2 separate regions of the Homo sapiens genome follow, and region 2 is linked to region 1. A link is a loop called in an ENCODE intact Hi-C map of the cell type or tissue named here. Cell type or tissue: Caco-2. All regions are shown on one strand. Each heading gives the region's core, and the rest is flanking DNA. Links, peaks and the distances in the headings are about the cores only.

Evidence for each region. A loop is a pair of places that touch in the nucleus more often than their neighbours do. Peaks named below come from ENCODE experiments on the same cell type or tissue, not always from the same donor. Only the 100,000 strongest peaks of a DNase experiment are listed, where the experiment ranks them.
Region 2: a loop joins it to region 1, with 10 times the contacts of the local background. A loop is called at or near these places in 3 of 110 quality-filtered maps.

What each region holds. Positions count from the first base shown.
Region 1 is chr12:98,798,519-98,801,441 of GRCh38, forward strand. It overlaps ANKS1B (ankyrin repeat and sterile alpha motif domain containing 1B), which reads right to left. Exons shown (of 27, transcript NM_001352186.2): 21 at 2,479-2,607; 22 at 416-487. Among named protein-coding and RNA genes, the nearest start is that of APAF1, 150 kb to the left of the region's middle. In Caco-2, for the core only: no CTCF peak of the experiment used is centred there; a DNase peak (open chromatin) is centred at 1,093.
Region 2 is chr12:98,697,716-98,700,638 of GRCh38, forward strand. It overlaps APAF1 (apoptotic peptidase activating factor 1), which reads left to right. Exons shown (of 27, transcript NM_181861.2): 17 at 1,693-1,854. Among named protein-coding and RNA genes, the nearest start is that of APAF1, 54 kb to the left of the region's middle. RefSeq lists an enhancer at 1,259-1,428, a silencer at 1,341-1,410 and a cis regulatory region at 1,344. In Caco-2, for the core only: CTCF peaks have their summits at 1,387 (motif pointing right) and 1,590; a DNase peak (open chromatin) is centred at 1,326.

The DNA.
Region 1 (2,923 bases), core at 136-2,635:
CATAAAGAATATTAGCTTTATATAATATGCTCTTAATACTTCTGCTTTTGATAATTTTAGTCAATTGGTGATGTTTTCAGTAAATATTCTCAGACTATTCAGTGCGTGCTTAAAACCTTTTGTTGTAATAAAGATCATTTTTCTAATCTCGAAAATGATACAATTAATTTTAAATCTTTAAAAATAATTAAGAACAAATATAGTACAAATATAGCAAATAGACATTAACTCAAACTATAGTGAGATAAGTTCAAGCATAAACATGCAGAAAGCAAGAGCACCTTTTTATGTAATACCAATGTGATTCAGCAGACCAACAGATGGAGAAAATAGTAATTTGAAAGGTGGCAATTTGTATCCATACCCAGTATTTAGTATTTCAGCTACTAGAAATAAAGTAGTTTGGCAGACTTACCCGCATTTTTGCACAAGCATCTTGGGTTGATTCTGTCCCCCTAAGCTCTTTTATCAGCATAGAACCTAAATACTAAAATACAAAAAAAATTCAATGATTTATGAAATGGAATATACATATGAGTAATGTTTTAAAAACAAATTGTGGAAGTATTACTGGCTAGGTTTCCTGGCTGTAAGTTGTTGCATAACTTTAAAAAACTGACAGTAACTAATCCTAACAAATAAATGCATTCATAGAGAAAATGCAGCAGAATTAACCATAAGTTCTGGGGGCTGTAATTGCTCTTTATAATGAAACTGCAACATCTTCTAAAGATGCCATCTTTCAAATCATATTTAACTGCAAAATGGGGGCATCTAAAAATGTTTTCCCCTTTTTTGAGGCAGCAATGTCTGCAAAAATAAATCACACTACTATCTCTGTAATTACAGGGTTGCATGAGACAGCTGAGAAGCTAAGCAACATGTCCCCCATTTAGGCTTATTCTGCTGCATAGGTAATTAATGTTAGGCTTTTAGGCAGAGATGCAGTTTTGGACCTTTTTCATTCACAGCTGTGTGCCCTATGGTTGATCCACCTGAGAACGGGATGGGAGGGTGGGGGGAGGGAGAGAGGCATTCTCAGTTGTTTCCCAGGGGAAGAGAGCTGGGTTCCTGGTGCGAAGTGCCACCTGGAGGGCTGAATGGAGCTAGAAGGATGACAGTCTCCCAAGAATTGCCAACTACTTTGTTGTTAGAAGACCAGACCCCATACTGTATCATCCTGGTACAAAATGCCCCTCGTGCTCCAGCTTCTGGCTGGGGCCAAATGGTTTTAAACAAAATGTCTGATTTGCCTTTCTATCAATTGACTCCCCTTCAACCTTTTGAAGCTTTAGTAGGGTTTTTGCCTTTTGTCATTCCCCTGCCCCTTGCCCTCCCCCCACCAGCCCCCAAAGAGCTCTATATATGTTTTTTAAAAAAGTGAATTACAATAATTATTTTAGAAGATATCTGATGGACACTTCCTGACAAGACTGGAGACTTGTACTCTGCAGAGACGGGGATGGGAACCACTCTTGTGGACTAGGGAAGTGCCTGACTTGAAGAAGACGTGAGAGGGCACAACAGCAGAAGGCGTGGTCAGGGCCTTGGAGAAAGGCATGTTCAGAAAGGCTTGGGGACTTGGGGTTTGGAGGGAGGAGCCATTTCAATCCTATGGTTTTGGGCAGTACCACTGAAATAAATCCAAAGCTGCAATATAAGTAAGCTTTAGTAAAAGAGGGGCAGAAAGCAGAAAATGAAAAAAAAAAAAAAAAAAAGCTCAACTGGTATGAGATAACCACAATGTCCATCTAAATCAAATGAAGGTGAAATTTATTATCTTTTGGTAAAATCCTTATCTTTTAAGTTATCAGGGAAGTTTGCCTGATTGAAATGTTTCTTTTTAAGAGAGGCAGTTTCAATGCACTGCTGAAGGTTCAGCCACTTTTTCTGCTGTCGTCAAGACAACCACCACCTGACCCAAAACCTACAGTATCTTTTGAACATTTACCAGTTCCTATTACATTTCTCAGCTAATTATAATTAATTCCCCTCTTCTAAAAAACTAAACAACTAACCTAAACTAAACCAAACTAAACTAAACAACTAAAACAGAAAAATAGTATAATCCTATTGATGACAGTGAAAAGAATCTGGTATTTACATAAAGTGGCAGACCCAGTGTTTTGAGACCCAGTGTTTGGTGAGTGAGCAGAGATATATATATATATATGCCATATTTACACTCATTTCCATTTTAAGATTGTACGTTATAACATTTATTTAAAAATATACAACTATATAAGAGGTCACAACAGACCTTAAACTTACAAGATTAAAACGGTTTTAAAGCTCTAGTTATTTGGACTTTCTCTTTGGATAGAAGGCTACTTTAAGAAAAAGTGAAGAGAAAAACATTTTAAAAATTTCAGTGATGGATATGGATATTTTGGTATATTTTCAATGTAAATGCAAACAAGCTGAAAACATACCCCCTATCTCCACTTAGGCCCAAATACTGAATTGAGGGTAACTTACAAAAGCTTTGTAATCACACGACTGGAAGATAAGCTTTTCTGGGTGATGCTGCCAGTACTGTACCGGGGTAGAGGCTGTGGCTTCATTCGGAGGTCGCAAGGTAATGGAAGGTTCTCCCCAGTCTCCTGTCTGAAAATGACATTTATTCTAGAGGCAATATGAGCAGTCAGCAAAGTTCATTCCCTGTAGCTACCCTGAGCTCACCTTACACACAGGTGCTGTGAATGTACCAAAATGCATTTGGGTGTCTTATGTGAATATAAATACTTGGTTATTACATTTTTATATGTATTAGCATATCTCTCAAGGCTGAGTTAATTTTTGAGGTGTGGAGTTGAATTATTCTATTTTTAGAATGACATCCTAAGCTAAGTCACTTTAAAATAAAACATGAAGATATTCATAAATGATTTACTAATCACAATTTTCCATCACAACAGCAAAG
Region 2 (2,923 bases), core at 243-2,742, 100 kb before region 1:
ATAATGACAGGTAGTAAGCAGAGGTCCTGCAAAATGATGTTAGATAACAGCATTTCAAGGTCAAATTCTCCTGTAAGTTTTTACCTTTTGAGAGGATGAAAACTGTAAAATTATGTCCTGCCCCAAATGGCTCTATAACTTTTTAAGCATTTTGTAGGGTATCATGTTGATAAGCATGTGCTTTTCAGGCTCTGAGATGAACTGTTTTAAAATGTGAGTTCTATTTAAAAATTTGCCATTTAAAGCACGCAGAGGCCTGGGGTGCACAGGGACCCTGGATACAGTGTAGCGACTTGCTCAGAATGAAATGCTGGTATTAGTTTATGTGGTCCCTCAATATGTGGGATTTCACCACTGCTTGGACAGAAGCTGAAGTCAGGTCCAGAAACAGATGCAATTTAGACATGTATAATCAAGTTGGATTGTGCTACTTTTATTTTTCTTTGTAAAATTCAGGCAATAGTTGCTTTTTCTTTTTGTTTTTTAAAATTTTTTTAAATTGAAAACAAAACAAAACAAAACAGATGAGGTCTCACTGTGTTGCCCAGGCTGGTCTTGAACTCCTGGGCTCAAGTGATCCTCCCACCTTGGCTTCCCAAAGTGCTGGGATTACAGGTGTGAACCACTGTACCCAGCCTGATTTTCATATTAATAGGGAAACTGATTTCTCATATATTCTGGATAATGTAACTGAAGGTTCAGGCTTTTATGTTTATTTATTTATTTTTCTCTTTAGTATCAGGGAAGGCTGTTTTAGCACCTGCTGTCTCTTTTGCATTACCCAGATTACCTGCAGTTGTTGCAAGTAGAAAAGTTTTGGTTTTGGCCATGTTTCTTAGTATATATAATACTTCTTTTTACTCGAGAGATTTGAAAATGTACCTGGCCAGAAAAATTAGGTTTTACCTGGGAGTTGTGCTTTGGAAGCTGACTTAAAGCCTGAGCAGCAGCTTTCTCCCCCAACCCCCATCCTTCTCCGTGGCCAACCTTTGGTTTGGGCATGGGCAGTCATTATCACTCTGTGAGGCTGAGACACTGCTCATGGCCCAGAGGAGTGAAGGTGGATCTTCTTGAAGGCCTTTGTCTTTTGTGCTATTCAAGTGGTCCTACTAGTGAGCAAAGTTTACAGTATTTTGTATCTCATTCCTCAGGATCCAGTTAGTTTTGTAGCCCTATCTGGCCCTGCCAAGCACACAAAGAGTCTTGCTTGTCCCTGTTTTCAGAGACTTCCTTATGTCTCTGGATGCTCTGCTAGGTCACGACCTAACTTGGACTGGGTCCTGTGTAGTCTTCCTGCTGTGCATGTGGTAGGTTCGTGAAACACACTTCATTCCTGGCACAGCAGAGGGCAGCAGTGGCAAGTCGTGAGTCTCTTCATCTTACCACCTTTCTTCCACTTGTGTCCTTACTGTCAACATGTAATTTTTAGCTTCCACACCATGCAAGACTCTTAACTTTTTATTTAATTTTATGTTCTGCATTTTGGGCAGTGCTTCTAATTTTTTCTTTTTAAGAACGTAATAATGAAACTGGAGATCTTAATTTAAAAGCCTTACAAAAAGTCATGCATAGGTAAAAATAATTCATCAAGTGAAGTGAATAAGTTTATGTGGCATTTAATTTAGGAAAAATTCTAGAAGTGTGATTATAGAGTAAAACAAACTTTTTCTTTTTTATTACTTTAATTCAAAGCTTTGGGATGCGACATCAGCAAATGAGAGGAAAAGCATTAATGTGAAACAGTTCTTCCTAAATTTGGAGGACCCTCAAGAGGATATGGAAGTGATAGTGAAGTGTTGTTCGTGGTCTGCTGATGGTGCAAGGATAATGGTGGCAGCAAAAAATAAAATCTTTGTAAGTACTTTAAAAAGCCAACTTCAGTCTGATTTAAAGAAAGTTAAAACTTCTGTTCATTTTTGCATTTTACAATGTTTATTCATAAAAATAAAGTCTAGCTGTGTGATTTTGGGCAGTCTTCCTAACCTGTCATGGTTCTTTGGAACTGTGCTCCGTGAGATAAGGATGGCCTTGTAAGGAAAGGTCTCCATGGTTACACCGTTTGGGAAATATGTTTTGTATTGCTTTCCCCTATTAGGCACACTGTATGAACTAACATATTCAGGGCCCCAGGAAGTCCTCTTACACAATTTATGCCATCGAATCCAGTGTTCCTCAAATGTATTTAAAACATAGAATGCTTTCTTCATCACTCCTTTTTTTTCTTCAATTTTGATTACATTGGTTTAGGTGATTTTTCAAAGTGTTTTCTTACACCTACAATTTTATGATTTGATGACTCTGACAGAAATGCTCATCAATGACTGAACAAGATAGTGAAATTTTTATAAAGTAAATGAGGAAAATATGAAAAAAGTAAATAAGAAAATTCTTTGCTTTTCTTCCCCACATCTAATAGTAGCTGGTATTTGTGGTATTCAGAGTGCCCTCACATATAATTTCTTTTGATATAAGTATTCAAGAAGCAGCGGGTTACAGTAGCCCTATGATAATAATGAGGCAACTGAGGTTCAGAGCAGCCAAATGATTTGTCTAAAGTTACATTGTGATTAGGAGAACCAGATCTTCTGATTTATGGCTCACTTACATTCTCATCTAATAGTGATTTCAAAAGACTTGAATGAGGGATATTACTGTTTTAAAGAGCATAATTGAAATATAAAATATGGTTATATAAGAACTCACTGAGGGATCATGTATATGATTGTTATTGATTTAGTGCTACAATCCTTGGATGTTGGTTGCTTATGAGTTTGTACCCCTTTAGCAGGAAACTAAGAGGAAAAATACCTCCCTTTAAGTTTGTTAAAATCTATAAGAACAGAAAAGAAACCACTGCATAAGCAAGACTTGAAGATTAAAACTTTTTTATTGTGATAAAATGCATATAATGTAAAAGTTGCCA